2 separate regions of the Mus musculus genome follow, and region 2 is linked to region 1. Evidence: chromatin loops called from intact Hi-C (ENCODE). Cell type or tissue: heart. All regions are shown on one strand.

The links. Hi-C counts contacts between places; a loop is a spot of excess contacts. Peaks named below come from ENCODE experiments on the same cell type or tissue, not always from the same donor. Only the 100,000 strongest peaks of a DNase experiment are listed, where the experiment ranks them.
Region 2: it touches region 1 in a loop (9-fold over the local background); 14 of 42 quality-filtered maps call a loop at or near these places.

Annotation. Positions count from the first base shown.
Region 1 is chr10:63,475,255-63,483,254 of GRCm38, reverse strand. All of the region lies in intron 1 of Ctnna3 (catenin (cadherin associated protein), alpha 3), which reads right to left. Among named protein-coding and RNA genes, the nearest start is that of Ctnna3, 22 kb to the right of the region's middle. In heart, a CTCF peak has its summit at 4,081 (motif pointing right); DNase peaks (open chromatin) are centred at 3,014, 6,694 and 6,994; H3K4me3 peaks cover 384 bases; H3K27ac peaks cover 1,233 bases.
Region 2 is chr10:63,421,632-63,429,631 of GRCm38, reverse strand. n-TStga3 (a tRNA gene) reads left to right here and starts at 75; the gene lies at 75-156. It also overlaps the pseudogene Gm7075. In heart, CTCF peaks have their summits at 1,417 (motif pointing right), 4,994 (motif pointing right), 6,891 (motif pointing left) and 7,183 (motif pointing left); DNase peaks (open chromatin) are centred at 31 and 721; H3K4me3 peaks cover 1,176 bases; H3K27ac peaks cover 1,025 bases.

The DNA of each region.
Region 1 (8,000 bases):
TACATAGGTCGGGGTTAGCATAGTATGAGCAACTCCCTGAGGCCAGTATTGTCAAGGCCGCAGATGTTTTGTGACTATTCAAAGATCAAAATACACTAGGAAGTTTATCTTTAAATTCCTTCCTCTTACCCAAAAACTTTGTTCTGGTTAGTTTGGGCCTGAATGGATTTGAAATTCAAGTTAAATTTACATTGAAATATTAACTATTTGGGGGTTGATGGATCACGCTTTGAGCACAAGCACTTGGAAGGCAGAGGTTGTTCTGGAACTCACAGATGTAGAGGGAGGTGTCAATTCTCTAATTGGCTCTTCATTATGTCAATACAGATCGGAACTAGTCTATATTACTATAGTTAAGACTGAAAGGGCAGCCAGATGGTGGTGGCACACACCTTTGATTCTGGCACTCAGGAGGCAAAGCCGGGTGGATCTCTGTGAGTTCAAGAGCAGCCTGCTACATATGCAGCTAGAGACACAAGCTCTGGGGGGGGGGGGGGGGTACTACTGGTTAGTTCATATTGTTGATCCTCCTATAGGGTTGCAGATCCCTTTAGCTCCTTGGGTACTTTCTCTAGCTCCTACATTGGGGGCCCTGTGCCAGACACTGGCATAGCCTCACAAGAGATAGCTCTATCTGGGTCCTGTCAGCAAAATCTTATCAATGGAAGAGAGAGAGGCCCTTGGTCTTGCGAAGATTATATGCCCCAGTACAGGGGAATGCCAGGGCCAGGAAGCGGGAGTGGGTGGGTTGAGGAGCAGGGCAGGGGGAGGGTATAGGGGACTTTCAGAGAGGAAACTAGGAAAGGGGATAGCATTTGAAACGTAAATGAAGAAAATATCTAATAAAAAATTAACATTAAAAAAAGAATATATATGTGAGCAAAAAAAAGAAAAAGAAAAAAGAAAACACATTAGATGATGTGATAGTGGGTCTGGTATTTACAACTAATTTCTAAGGCTTTGAATGATTGAAGGGCAGATGATTCACGTTTCTAACAACATCAACTTGTTAGTCTTCTGTTTCACAGTGAATGTTTCTCGACCCTGGTAAACCCTTATAGTGTATGTGTTTAAAAAAAAAAAAAAAAAAAAAAGAGCAGCCTGGTCTACAGAGTGAGTTCCTGGACACCTACGGCGACACAGAAAAAAACCCTGTCTAGAAAAAAATAAAAAGAATGAAATAGCCTTTAATCTCAGCACTCAGGGAGACAGGGCAAGTGCATCTTTAATCTCAGCACTTGGGAGGCAGAGGCAGGGGCAGCTCTGTGATTTCACAGCCACCCAGGTCTAGAGAGTGAGACCCTGTCTCAAAAACAAGAAAGAGAGTAAAAAAGAAGAAAAGCCCCTAGCCATATTACAACAACCCATTAGACAAAACACAAGAACCTTATATTCACAGATATGTGTAAAATCACTAAATATGTCTTATTTTCAACAGTGATTTGTTCAGAGCTGTTCTGCTAAGTAAATGCTTAACTATATTTGGGCAACTCAGTTTTTCCCCAAACACCAAGCCTCTCCAATCTGCTTCTGAATTGAGGAACAAGACTTTTCTCCCTGCTCCTAGAAAACCTGAGGACACATTTATAAATTAGCTGGTGATTCGAAAGGGCAGGTCTGCTCCACTTTTATTCCCACCAAAACATAAATGATGTCTAATGACCACTTCATCTTCACAATCCATTTTCTCACTCAAGACTGCCCCAAGGGCAAGGGGGCAGCAGGTTTGCATGAAATTCCTCCATAAGACTTCTGTGCATAATAAATTCTCTCTCTCTTTCTCTGTCTCTCTGCTCTCTGTCTCTCTGTCTCTCTCTCTCTCTCTCTCTCTCTCTCTCTCTCTCTCTCTCTCTCTCTCTCCTCTGTCAAGATGTAGGACACAAGTGCCACACAGCCGTGGTTGGGAAACCCCTCTTTTTCCGTTCAGTCTTGTTCTTGGCACTTTGTTTCTTTTCTCTTTCATGCCACATTTAATTTAGCTTATCTTGAATTTTGTATAGCCTTGGGAGCACCTTAAGTCCTCCCTACAACAGGTGAGGAATAGATAAGCTGTCTTTCTATACATCCACAAAAACAGTCATTTTCCCACTTGCCCTCGATAAAGCCTTAAAATTTTAACTCCATATCAATATACAAGTTATCCAGACCCATGAGTTCCTTCTGGCTGTGTCAGTTCTCTCTCCACACAGACTTCAGGCTGCACCCAAGTGACAGTAGGAAAACATTCACGCACGACTTAAGTTCAGAGGCTGATAATAGGAACCAAATTGCTTGCACAAATAAACTGCTCACTGCCCAAGTTTTATATTAAAACAATGTGAAGTCCCTGGTGCCTCGTTTACAGCTATTCAAATAGTGAAGACTCTGTCACCCTGGAAGAGTTTGTAAGAGCTCTGGGTAAGACTGCTATAGCTGGGGTATTGGCACATGAGAACTGTGTTCATGCTGTTTTTAATATCACTCTCAAACACTCCAAACAGCAGAATTGAGCTTCTGTTCAACTGAGTCAGCCTGAGTTGTTACACAAGAGAGGAAAAAAAAAAAAACTGTGTTTGAACATTGTATTTCTATCTAACTCTGAAATGCCAGCTGATCCACTCTGAACGGTAGACTTTTAAAATCTGAGCATTCATAAGTCTAGACTTCAGTGTAACTAAAAGGAGACTTCCTCACAAAAGTCATAAATGCACAATACAGTTTCTAGTCATCCCATCTTAGAGAAATCATGTCCCTTCGTTTCCCGCAAAGTTATCTAACCAGATGACAAATAATCTGCCCATACTGGGGTTTGCCTTATGACAAAGTCTGATTTTAAAAAGTTGACCCTGGACTCACCTATGGCAGGACCCAGTTTGGCCCACACAGAGATGCTGAGCCACTGCCTAAGCAACTCCTTGTGTTTAGAAAGCCGGTGCCACGGTTGTGGCTCACAATTTGGCTTATGAGGACTCTGTGAGCAAACAGCCTGACAAGCACCCTAGTGTATTTCAGGATGACTGACAGGGCACGGTGGCTCAAACTGGAAGGGGGATGGGTGCTCTTAAAGCAACAAGCCAGCCAAGACAAAAACCACACATTAGACTTTAGTCCTCAAAGGTGCAGTGGGAAGTCATCCGTGGTCAGCCTGAACACAACTTTCATGCACCCTGTACACCCAAGTCACCCAAAATCCAAAATGGGACGTACACAAGTAGAAATAAAGAGTTTACAGCAGGCTTTATACTTCCTGAAGCTATTAAGCCTATAAGCTTGATACTTAAGAATATTCCAATTCCGTTTTACAGAAATTAAATCGTGGTACCCGGGGGGGGGGGGGGATCTCGCCATTAAGTATGTGTGAAGAAATCTTACAACAGCAATGTAAAAATAGCTGATCAAAGTAACTTAAACCAGGCATGGTGGCACAGGCCTTTAAACCCAGCACTCAGGAGGCAGAGGCAGGAGAACCTTGGTGAGTTTAAGGCTACCTTGGTATACATAGTGAGTTTCAGGCCAGCCGAGGCAATAAATTGAGACCTGTATTCAATTAAATAAAGTGATTTAATGGAGCCAGAGAAATGGCTGACTGACTGAGAGCACTGGCTTCTCTCCTAGAAGCCCTAGGTTCAACGTCCAGCATCCGTATGTCAGCCCACAACCATCTGTAACTCTAGCCTCAGGGGATCAAATGTCCTCTTTTGGCTTCCATGGGCTCTAGCACGCACATGATGCTCAGACATACATGTGGAAAAAAACACTGTATGCATAAGTGATTTTCAAATGTTAATTAATTTAATTATCAATTAAGTAATTTAAGTAATCAAAATTGTTCCTAGAGATAGTGGCGAGGCATGCATGTATTTCTTCTTACTGTATACTTTCCCTACCATCAACTTTCCTGGTTAAAAGGTAGAACAAAATACTAGGAAATTCTAACTATGGTTATTTGTATACCAGTTTCTCTTAGGGATACAGTTAATTCATTAGCTTAATTCTTCACATTTGGAATTTTTTTATATTATTTTGCAATACTTTCTACTTTTCAATTCTTCAATGATTAATTCACTTAGTTTAAGTCACTCGTTATTTTAAATGCAATCCCTCACGTTGCCAGTTGAGGGTGTCATTACATTCTAAATATTGTCAACATCACACTGAATGATAGTTATTCTCATACTGCAGTAGGACCTGCAACAAAACACCTCCACTTTCCTTAGAAAACTTACTTAGAAATATCCCAGTTTGTCTGGCCTGTATCAATTTGATTTGTAGTCTGTTTAACTTACACTTTCTAACTCCCAGGCTTAATTATTGGTAATTACCCCTTATCTATGAGGAACTACAGGTTAATTATAGTAAAGACAGTTACCGTTATGATAGTATAATCGTGTGTCTCTTGAGCGCACAGTGCCGGGACTAACAAATTTCCCATGCGACCTCCAAAGCCCTCATTTTACAACTAAACGCTCTGGATCCGGATAAACTCCTTTTGCCCGATTCACTCTAAAAGTGCCAACCTGGCCAGGCTGTGGTGACACATGCCTTTAATCCCAAGCACTTGGGAGGCAGAGAAAGGTGGATCCCTGTGAGTTCAATGCCAGCCTAGTCCACAGAGTGAGTTCTAGGTCAGCCAGGGCTACACAGAGAAACCTTGTTTCAAAAAATGAAACAAAACAAAATGGATAAAGTGCTTGCTTAGCAAGTGTAGGGAACACCATTTGGATCCCAAGTAAATGTCTGAGCATAGTGACCCACATGTAGCTCCACTTCAGGGAAGGGGCATAGGGGGGGGGGCGGTCACTGGGATTAGCTGGCTAGCTAGAGTAGACATAAAAGTGAACTCTGGGTTCAATTGAGAGGTCCTGCCTCACTGAGTTGGGTAGACAGCCATTGAAAAACATATCTGATGACAACCTCAGGTTTCCATGCACCTCCACACCAATGCATGTGAACACACACACACACTTTCTCAAATCTCAAGACAGGATTTTTTTTTTTTTTTTTTTTTTTTTTTTTTACTTGTATAGCAACAACTAACAGCTAGGCGAAAATCATATTGTCTGTTTGGAAACCAAATGTACATGCTATTGATTCTCTTTCAAAGTTTTATGGCCCTAATTTTCTAAACTGCCATGTTCTCGGTGGTATAAAACAGATGCTTAAAATTGTTTTTCAAATCACTCATCCGAAAGAAAACTGAAACGTCAATACCGTCCATGATAAGCTTGCCCCTTCTGCCAATCAGCCACATAAGCCCAGCATACAGCAGCCAACCTGTTTCTGCTTTCAGCTAATCACTTAGTTCTGTTTTAGTTTCCAACAAGTTTGCTTCCCTAACACAGGGTCTCCTAAGCCCTGGTCCACCTGGCAGATTTGGTTTCCCCAGGAGCCTTGAAACCTTATGTCTAAAGATCCTTTTAATTTTGGTTCTACCTAAAATGGCTTAAAATTTTTTTTAAAAAATTAATGATAATACTTAGGAGAGAAAGAAGGCTGATAGATATATATTACTTATCTAGGACACTCCTTTGTACTTTCAGCAATGAAAAAAAAAAATGCCTTCATAGATTTGACTTTTCAATACTTCATACGCTTAAGTTATTGCAGCAGTCACATGAGAGGTTAACACGCCAGCAGTGAACAAATCTAGAAGCCTCACTGATCTGGCGTGATTCAGATAGTGTCAGTGAGTGGCTCATACGTAAGTGGGATCCCACGGGCATCTACAGATGCAGAGTCCGGGGACTAAGAGGAGATGAAGTGTGACAAGTGTCCTTCTGTGTTCCCTGCTAGTCCGTGAGACTACACGTGCTTTCCAAGAGAAATCACAGAGGAAGAGTCTGAGGTGGTGGTGGGAGCCTGTGATTCCTGCGCTTGAGAGGTAGAGCCATTGAGAGTCCGGAGTTCAAGGTCATCCTAGGCTACAGATGGAGTTTGAAGCCAGCCTGGGCTACCTGAGGTCGGAAACGAGCGAGTTTAACAAGGATGGACATGATTAGGGGATATGTTACCTGTGTGCATTGTGTCACAACGAACAATGTTATTTTGTACAATTACTATAAGCTAAAACAAGGGGGGTGGGGCTTTTAATGAAAAGAACTGCTTGCCTTCAAGGTGCACATTCCATGGCTTTCTCCACACTGGCTACCATTTACCTGCTTCTCTTGAATTGTGATGTGAGACCTGAGAAGCTGCTATAAAGAGGAGTCGCTCATCGGATTACACCGCAAATATAAAGGGATGCTGAGGACTGTCCTGAGGGCCCTCTGGCCCATCTTTCTTCTACGAAAAGGCTCCTCTCTTGGCAGAACTCCATCCATTCAAACCACATCTGAAGAGAGTAACAAGTGTATATTACTCTGATTTCAAAACGGGCAGTCCTTGAGGTCACATGTTTTTATTTAGCAGGTTGCATCTGTTTCTCCCAGGAACGTCATACCGCATTTGTGCTAAGTTATAATAAGAAAACAAAGAAATTCAGTCCTAAAATAGATGCACTTCAGAACTGCTCCAAAAGTTGTAACAAATGCTTCACAAAGGAAATGACAGACACTCTAATGAAAATTAATAAGTATGTATCTTTTAAGCCTGGGTATGGGAGGGTTAAGGGACAGAGTACTGAGCTCAGAGCAGAATGGCAGTAAGTTAAAAAATAGAAACTTCTGTATCTTGTTCCCACATGAGACGTATGGAGTGGTGCCAACCTTGCTTCATTCCAGAGCAGAGAGCCTCCCCGTTGCTGAGCTATATTAGAGAGAGGAGAAGGAAATCCTGTCTCCCACACTCTGTTACCAAAGATAATGACAGAGAACTGGTGATGGATGGCACCACCAAGTAGCCATGTTTATTTTACGTATTTTATTTAGAGAGTCTATGTCTTCATTAACTCTCTAAAATGCCCGAGTTTACGTAATACAGAAGAAATGCATGCACAAGAGCCAAGAAAACCAGTTCTGGGAGAACCTCAGTGTCTCTGGCTGGAGCTACAGCTCGGTGGTAGAGCACTTGCCTAACACACAAGGCCCTCTGGCCACAGCTTTCCAGGCCCTGCTTCCGATGTTTCCTGTAGAGGAGAGGGCCGCCTCTGCGCTTTGGGCCGCCTCTGCTGCTTTGGTTGTGAGGCTGCCCTTAGATCTCTGAGCCATTCCCCAGCGCTGTATACAATTTTCTGGAAAGTTCCCTTGGCTTTCCACTCTGTTTTTTTTTTAATATATATTTGTTTATTGGTGTGTGTGTGTGTGTGTGTGTGTGTGTGTGTGTGTGTGCACGCGTGCTCGCGCACATGTGTGAAGATCAGAGAACAACTTGCAAGAGTCATTTCTCTCCTTCCACCTTAAGGACTTAGGGGATCAAATTCAGGTCACCTTAATTCACTGGCCCCTTCCTGGCCTCATAGATGCTTATACTTGCCAGACATTAATTTTTACTAATCTAGTAGACAGTCCACATATTAAATACCATGTCCATTTTTGTTTTAATTTGTTCTTACCCAATAACTGGCAAAAACAAGCTAATAATTTCTGCATTTATTGATTGGTCATTCTAGTTTTCACTTATTGAGTCTTTTAGATTCTTCCCTGTTTGATTTTTTTCCTTGCTAACTAAGAAGAGTTCTTTATATTTTTTGAGATATGGTCTTTTTCTAGGTAGCCCTAGCTGGCCTGGTGCCGAGGTCCTGCCTCAGGGTGAGGAGGGTCCTGAGAGAGGCGAGAATGGGAACGACTCTGATCCAATAATGACTCGGAGTCAGTAGTAGATGTAAGCTGCTAGTTCAGGTGCTCTCTCTGTTCCCTGAAGATTCTCCGTATTCTTTATCCTTATCTTAGTAGCTTAATAACCAGAAAGAGCCTGAGCCCAGTCTTTTAATTACTAAAGCTATATCATCCAGGCTTTGATCTCTGTTAATAATCATCAAAATTTCTTAGATTTACATAAATTTCATAAATCTCAGATCAATAGTTCCAACCCCCGTTTCCTTAGAGCAGAACCTAAAGTCAAAGCAAACGCACATTTCCTTATAG
Region 2 (8,000 bases), 54 kb after region 1:
CGCCTACTCTCAGCGCTGGCGCGCGTGCACTGGCTGATACCCTAAAGTGTCTCCGCCTTCGTCCTTTCTCCGTAGCAGCGATGGCCGAGTGGTTAAGGCGTTGGACTTGAAATCCAATGGGGTCTCCCCGCGCAGGTTCGAACCCTGCTCGCTGCGGAAGCGGGTGCTTCACTTTTTTTTTTTTTTTTTTTTTTCATACAACATTACTACTTCAATTCTTAATGTACCCGCCGCTTGTCCTGTATCTGCCAGATAAAAATCTACGGAATGGTTTAAGGTACCAAAGAACATTAAATGTCAGTGCTGTGAGCTCCCCTACTCATAACGTGGGAAGAAATCTTCTCCCCTAAAAGCAGCTTTAAAAATCTTGATGTTAACACGAAGGCCAGGCTCGAAAGATAGAAATATGAACGCTGAAACTTCTAGCGTAAAGTCCTGGGCTTTCCCAGGATGGCAAGCTATCGTCCAAACTAAGGGCATCTTTTCCCTCCTCCGAAAAACTCCAAAGTGCTGTGAGCCGGGAAGCTTTTCTAAAATAACTCTACTTAGAATGTACGCTAAAGTCCACATAATGGAACGCCTTTTGACGCAGGTCTCACTGTATCCATTTGCCTAGTTAAATCCTATATTCCTGGGCTCCAGTCATCTGCCCAGAGCACTGAGATCCCAGAGAAGCCAGCGGTACCCAGACACCGGCGGCTTGAAAGGATGCTAGTGGTGTAGTTGCGTTGCCAAGTGCAAAACTTATCATCACGGGTCGGAAACGCTCCCTGGTGTTGTGTAGCTCTTTCTCCTAACGGCAGGAGAGAGGTTTGAGAAGCAGGAAGCAAGGGAAAATCACAAAGCCCAGGAGGCTGAGAGAGCAACAGTTGGAGGGGAGAGGATTCTGGTGGAGCTGTCTGCAAGTTGAGCAGGGAGCCCCTCAGGAGAGACCCTGACCTGTAGAGGAAATGTCGAGAAAGAGAAAGCAATGAGTGAATGGAGGCTGAAGAGAAACACGCTAAACCACTCGCAGACGTTATTATCTCCAACTGTTAAGATATGAGGACGGTTTGATTGTTTTAATAGATTTTGCTTGACTGAGATTCTAGAATGTAATATCGCTTCAGTATGACGTTTTAAATAAGAAAACTATGAGGGTCACCTTAGGGACCGTGCACACCCAAGGCTCCTTCCTGTTCACCACTCAAATGACAGGAAATTTGGTTTTTTTTTTTTTTTGAGACAGGGTTTTTCTGTGTAACCCTGGCTATCCTGGAACTCACTCTGTAGGCTTCGAACTCAGAAATCCACCTGCCTCTACCTCCCAAGTGCTGGGATTAAAGGCATGCGCCACCACTGCCCGGCACTATCTATTTTTCTAAGATATATTTATTTTATTTATATGAGTACGCTGTAGCTGTCTTCAGACACACCAGAAGAGGGCATCAGATCCCATTACAGATGGTTTTGAGCCACCATGTGGTTGCTGGGAATTGAACTCAGGACCTATGGAAGAGCAGTCAGTGCTCTTAACTGCTGAGCCGTCTCTCCAGCCCATAGCTATCTATTTTGAGATTGAATTTTGCTATGCAGCTCTGGCTGCCTAAAAGTCTCTATGCAGAACACGCTAGCCTCAAACTCACGGAAATCCACCTGCCTTTTCCCCCAAGTACTGGGATTAAAAGGTCTGTGCCACCATGATCAACTTTTTTTTTAAATTTCATGTATACATGTATATATAGGAGTGTGTGTGTGTGTGTGTGTGTGTGTGTGTGCGTGTGCACATATACCTCGTGTATTTAAAAGGTTATGTGCTGCTCAGACTCCATTTCCCTACTTGTGATGCTATGGTCAACCTATCACAACTGGTGGATCCTGAGAGAGGAGGGGAGGCCAGAACAGCTGGGAGTGATTTTAGGTTCGGGGTGGAAGCCGAGAAAACTCACTTCAGATACAGAAGCTTAAAAAGGAAATTTTATTTTCTGAGCACTTAGGAATTGCAACAGCAATTCAGGATCTGAACTGAGTTCCTGAAGGGAGATTGTACAACAGTTTTATAGGATGGGAACACAAAGTGAGGGGGGAGGAGCTGGAGAGAGCTGCAGTGGTATCTTGTGTCTTGACATTATGGGTTAAGCAAAGGAGTACCCACTGGAGACTTGTTTGACCCTGCTCGTAAGGTCCTTGAGATGGCTGGACACAGACAGCTGACTCCTTACACATTGTCCCTGAGATATCTGGGCTCAAACAGCTGTTTACAACAGAAGCTCTTGAGCTCTAGGGAAGTCCCCAGCTCCCCCGGGGCCTGGGACCTTGAATGTAGTTTCTCCCTCTGATTAAACGGGGTCTGAAAAGACAATAATAGTACTTAAAATAAGTTTCTTTTGCTTGATCCCAACAGCTAAACCGCAGGCGGCAGTGAGCATGGCGACCCAGTGAGACGGCTCAGTTTCCTCAGGGAACGAAAGATATTTAAACCTTTGAGGGGTGAACAGGGGTCATGGGTGAGAGTACATCATTGGCCAGGCAGGGCTAGGATGCTAGGAATGCCTCATTTGCGTAAGGAGGAATTGCAGATGCTATTGGACACAACCTTATAAGGGGAGAGGAAGTTTAACCTGGCTACTGGCTACATGACCTCTGGAACAGGGGAGGGGCAAAAGTTGGGGCACAGGGCTATGTGCACCACGACTTGCAGGCCCGGGGCAGGAGTCAACAATTCTAACCCTCTGATCTCAGGATGAGATTTTCCAGTGTAAGGGTCCGTGGTTCACTGAAGAATAATATCCCTGACTCAAATAGTATGTAAAAACAAAGTGTGTTTTATTCTGCAGAAGTCCACCATGCTAGGGTTTACCATTACCAAGATAGAGATACCCAAGTGAGCTTGCAGGCCTGATTTAAAGCACACTAGGGAATTCCGGGGTAGGTGACTTCTATGTTAATCCATTGGGTCCATCTCTACGGACATTCCATTACCAGGATGTGGGGGTCTGGAAACTTGCTGAGGAGGTCTGGAAACTGCCGCTGACCCATTGTCCTTGCCTCAGGTCAGGTGGCAGAGACATTCCATTACCTGGGCGTGAAAGCTGGAGTTTTATATTCATACCCTTCCCAAACAACACACTCTTGCAAAACATTGCATGCCCTTTATCCTGGCAGCTTCAAGAAAAACACCACATGTCTGTTCTCAGCAAAACAGCCTCCCTAACCCCTACCCATCTTCTCAGAGAGCAACTTCCAGAAAAATATCACATGACACAATTGAGTCTCTTAAATAAATAAATAAGTAAATAAATAAATAAATAATAAATTTCCACTTCAAGGCAAGCACATACAGACCTGTAGCTCACTAACTTTGCCTCCCTAACAGCAGTTCCCTGGTCTCGTGTCACTTGGATGGCGCCTCCCTCTTCAGTAAGCAAGGGAGAATTTCCTAGAAAACACTAACAAGTGGAGGCTGTAATTCAGTGCACACCTAGTGTAGCCGCTGGTGGCCACGGGTTACTGAGTTCCGGAAAGGAAAGATGGGGTTGGGTAGAGGCTGCAAGAGAAATATCGAGCCAAGACAAAGTTCTCCAATCAAGACCCAGTGTTTACTTATGAGTCTGAGCTGGTGGCTACAGTGTATAGCTGGGACTACAGACACTGCACCCAGCTAGAAATCTTAATTTATAGCAAGGCAAACTAGAAACCCTTTTTGTTAAGTGATTTGCTTAGTGAATAAATGACAATAGGTCTCCATTAGAGATGGTTCTCTCTCATCTCACCCTGCCACGAGGGGTCCCTTCCTGGAAGACACCGGGTGTAATTTTCAGTTTTTCTTTCAGTGTATTTTATATTTATTTCTAAAATATTATATCTTTATGTATTTTGCCTGCATTTATGTCTGTGCACCACATGCATACAAGTATCCACAGAGACCAGAAGAGGACATCAGATCCTTTTGAAGTAGAGTTCCAGGTGGCTGTTAGCCATCATGTGGGTGTTGAGAACTGAACCTGGGTCCTCTGGAAGAGCAGCAAACACTCTCTGGCCTCTACAACCGTCATGTTTTGTTTTGTTTATAGGTTGTTTTGTTGTTGTTGTATTCTAGTTTTATTATATAGTTCTGGCTGTCCTGGGAATAAATTTGTAAACCAGGCTGGCCCCAAACTCACAGAGATCCACCTGAGTGCTGAGATTAAAGGTGTGTGACACTACCCCACACACATCTCTATGCACACCTGAGAACATACACAAGTGTCAGCGTACCAGTTGTTTTGAACTTAGCTTTCCTCCTTTAGACATCCCGTCTTTCTATTCCAAGAGCTTGTTCCTTAGAAGTGGCTCGGCTCACGCAAATGCCGATAGAGCTCGCTGAGTCAGAATGGACAGAACATAATTTATTCAACCAAGTCCTTGTTGATGACCGTGAAAGCGGATTCCGGTGTTTTGATTTTAAAACAAACAAAAATAATGCGGCGGGGTGCGCAGGGGAACTCAAAGAAATTGTGACATTTATACAGTTAAACATGACATTTTCTAATTTTATTAACAATTCAATATGTCCCGGCAACATTATCTGTGACCACAGCCTCTGCCCATCCAAATGCCACCCTGGGTGTAGTAGTGGCTGCCTCTGGCTCAGGAATGGAATGCAAAAGGAATAAGTAAGGGAGAAAACTGATTCCTGGAAGTTGTGCTCTAAGTGTAGCATTCATGTGGACACACACGCACACATGCACACACACATAAATATGGAAATGTAATTTTAAATTTTTTAGAAAGAAACCCATTGTGGTGGTTTGAATGAGCAATGTCCCCACAGGCTCGGGTATCCAAACACTTAGTTCCCAGTTGGCAGTGCTGTTTGGTGAAGTTTAGGACATGGGGTCTTGATGGAAGAAGGACAACCCTGTGAGTTTTGTCATGTTTCCTCACCACAGTAGACTCCTTTTTTTTTTAAGGATTTATTTATTTATTATGTATACAGTGTTCTTCCTGTATGTATGCCTGCAAGCCAGAAGAGGGCACCAGATCCCACTACAAAGGTCTGTGAGCCACCATGTGGTTGCTGGAAATTGAACTCAGAACAGCCAGTGCTCTTAACCTCTGAGCCATTTCCCCAGCCCCACAGTAGACTCTCATCCCTCCAGATAAACAGAAATAAATTCTTTCTCCCATAAATTGCCTTTGGTCATAGCATCTCACCATAGCAACAAGAAAAGAGCTACTAACCAGTTATTTTGTATGCCAACAACAACAACAAAAAAAAGATATATTTAGAAAAAAGTACATCACACATTTTGAGAAGGAAAGAAAAGTGAGCAGGAAGGAGAGAGAGATGAAGGGAAGTGATGGCTCAGTGGTTAAGAGCACTGACTGTTCTTCCAGAGGTCATGAGTTCAAATCCCAGCAACCACATGGTGGCTCACAACCATCCTAATGGGATCTGATGCCCTTTTCTGGAGTGTTTGAAGACAGCTACAGGGTACTCACATACAAAAAAGAAAGAAAAGAAAAGAAACAAGATTAGACAAAGCAAGAGGAAGGAAAGAAAGGAGATTCAAGGAAGCGGCAGAAATGGGGCTAGGAAGCGAGTCAGCTGGAAACGGTTCCTGTCGGGTTGGTCTGGTGCTGCTTGTTTTCAGATGCTGAATTCTGTACCTCTATCTGCTTGCTCTGAGATGAGCAGATCCTCCGGACACAGGCTACTGCTATCTAAACCTTGTTGCCCAAGTTATCCCTGATTGGTTAATTAAGATGCCTACAGCCTGGGCTGAGTAAAAGAGATGGTGGTGGAGGGAGGTTCCTGGGCTTTGGGTTGGGGAGAGACCAGGGAGCAGAGGAAGGGGAAAAGAAAGGAGTGGTCATAGGGTTAGGTAGATCAGGAGGGCTGGCCTGTTGGATAAGAGCAACCCAGGCAGAACGTGGCAAATGATATCTCCGGTTATTTACTACGAAGTAGACAAGGTAGCATAGAGGGCTGATATCTGCCCAGTTCTAAAGTTTTGAGGCGTGTGTGTGTGTGTGTGTGTGTGTGTGTGTGTGCACTCTCTCTCTCTCTCTCTCTCTCTCTCTCTCTCTCTCGTGATTTTTACTTGGGAACTAAACAATCTAAGGTGGGGTAGAAACCCCCAAATAATATTTTCCACAGCAGGTTTTTTCTGAACTCATTCTCTAAAAGCATGCCTGGGAATACCATGACCAGTGGGAAAGGGCGATCGGCGTGCAACAACTTTTTATACACTAGTGACACTAGTGACATAGCAGTAAACAGAGTCCGCAAAACAGACACATCACCAGTCACAAGAGTCCACTCCTGTGATACCAGCCATAAGAAAAACAGGGCCAAACGATTTCGATGAGTTTGAAGCCAACCAGGGCTACAGAACCGGACCAGCTCTCAGAAAACCAGACTTACAGTTCTTACTGTGGGGAAGGAAAAGGCACAGTGAAAACTTGTCCAGCAGTTGTTTAGAGGTTCGTCTGCTGCAGAAATAGTCTCCCCCTTCACCCCATTGTTTCACACACTAAGGTGTGTATGTAGACGCCCACCCTCATCCTACCTTGGGCCACAGATAACAACTGGCTCAGACTGCTGAACACACACACACACACACACACACACACACCTCTGAACAGAAGAGTTCTTTCCTCTCCCAAACAGCAATGACGTGAGCGTGGACCCAAGCAATCTGCAGAATCATTAGAGATTGCTTCAGATTCTTCGTGGCCCTAGGCTTTATTCATGAAATGCCTGTTGTGGACAAGATCCTCAGTGGACCCCGCAGCAGAGATAGAAAGGCAGCTCAGCAACCTTCCCATCTGGACATTTTGCAGTTTCGCAGATGAGACCAAAGGCTTTCTGGGCAGACCCTTCTGCTACTGGTAGTCCAATGCCACCATCTTGTGGCTATTGGAGGAAAGATGACCTGAAATTTTATTTGGGGGGCTCTGTGTGTATTTTGTAGTGAAAAAACTCTCTCTCTCTTTCTCTCTCTTTCTCTCTCTCTCTCTCTCTCTCTCTCTCTCTCTCTCTCTCTCTCTCTCTCTCTCTCTCTCTCTCTCGTCTTGGCTGGAACTAGAGAGATGACTCAGCAGTTAAGACCACTGGCTGCTCTTCCAGAGAACCCAGGGTTCAACTCACACCATAAGCATGACAGCAATCATTTGTTAACTCCAGTTCCAGGGGATCTGATGCCCTCTTCTGGTGAGCACCGGCACTGCATGACTGCTGTGCAGACAACACTTACAAGACACATAAAAGGTGTGTGGTGCACACCTTTAGTCCCAGCACTTAGGAGGCAGGGGAAAGAGGATCTCTTGAGTTCAAGGTCAACCTAGTCTACAGAGTGAATTCCAGGACAGCCAGAGGTACCAGGAGGAACCCTGTCTTGAAAAAAAATAGTAATAAAATAAATGTTTAAATACTTTTTTAAAATCATCTTGGTGCTGGAGAGTTGGCTCAGTGGTTAAGAGAACTCATTACTCTTGCAGAGAACCTGGGTTCCATTCCCAGCTCTCACACAGTGGCTCACAACCATTTGTAACTCCAATCCCAGAAGATCGCAGTCCCTCTTCTGACCTCCAGGGGCACCAGGCGTGCACAGAGTGCACATACGTATGCGCAGGCAAAACACTCATACACATAAAATTGTTTTTAAAAACTAAATCATCTTGCTGTGCGTGGCGGTGCACACCTTTAGTCCCAGCACTCGTGAAGCCAGGTGGATCTCTTTGAGTTCAAGACCACCCTGGTCTACAGTGTGAGTTCCAGGACAGCCAGGGCTACACAGAGGATCCCTGTCTTTAAAAAAAAAAAAAAAAAAAAAAAAAAAAAAAAAAAATTAAATAACCTTGTACAGAAATGTTCAGACCTCCTGCCTCTGCGCCCAACGTCCGCGTCGCCGATCTGCGCCGCCGTCATGGCCGACGTGGAGGACGGCGAGGAACCCTGCGTCCTTTCTTCGCACTCCAGCTCAGGCTCCAAGTCGGGAGGCAACAAGATGTTCTCCCTCAAGAAGTGGAACGCG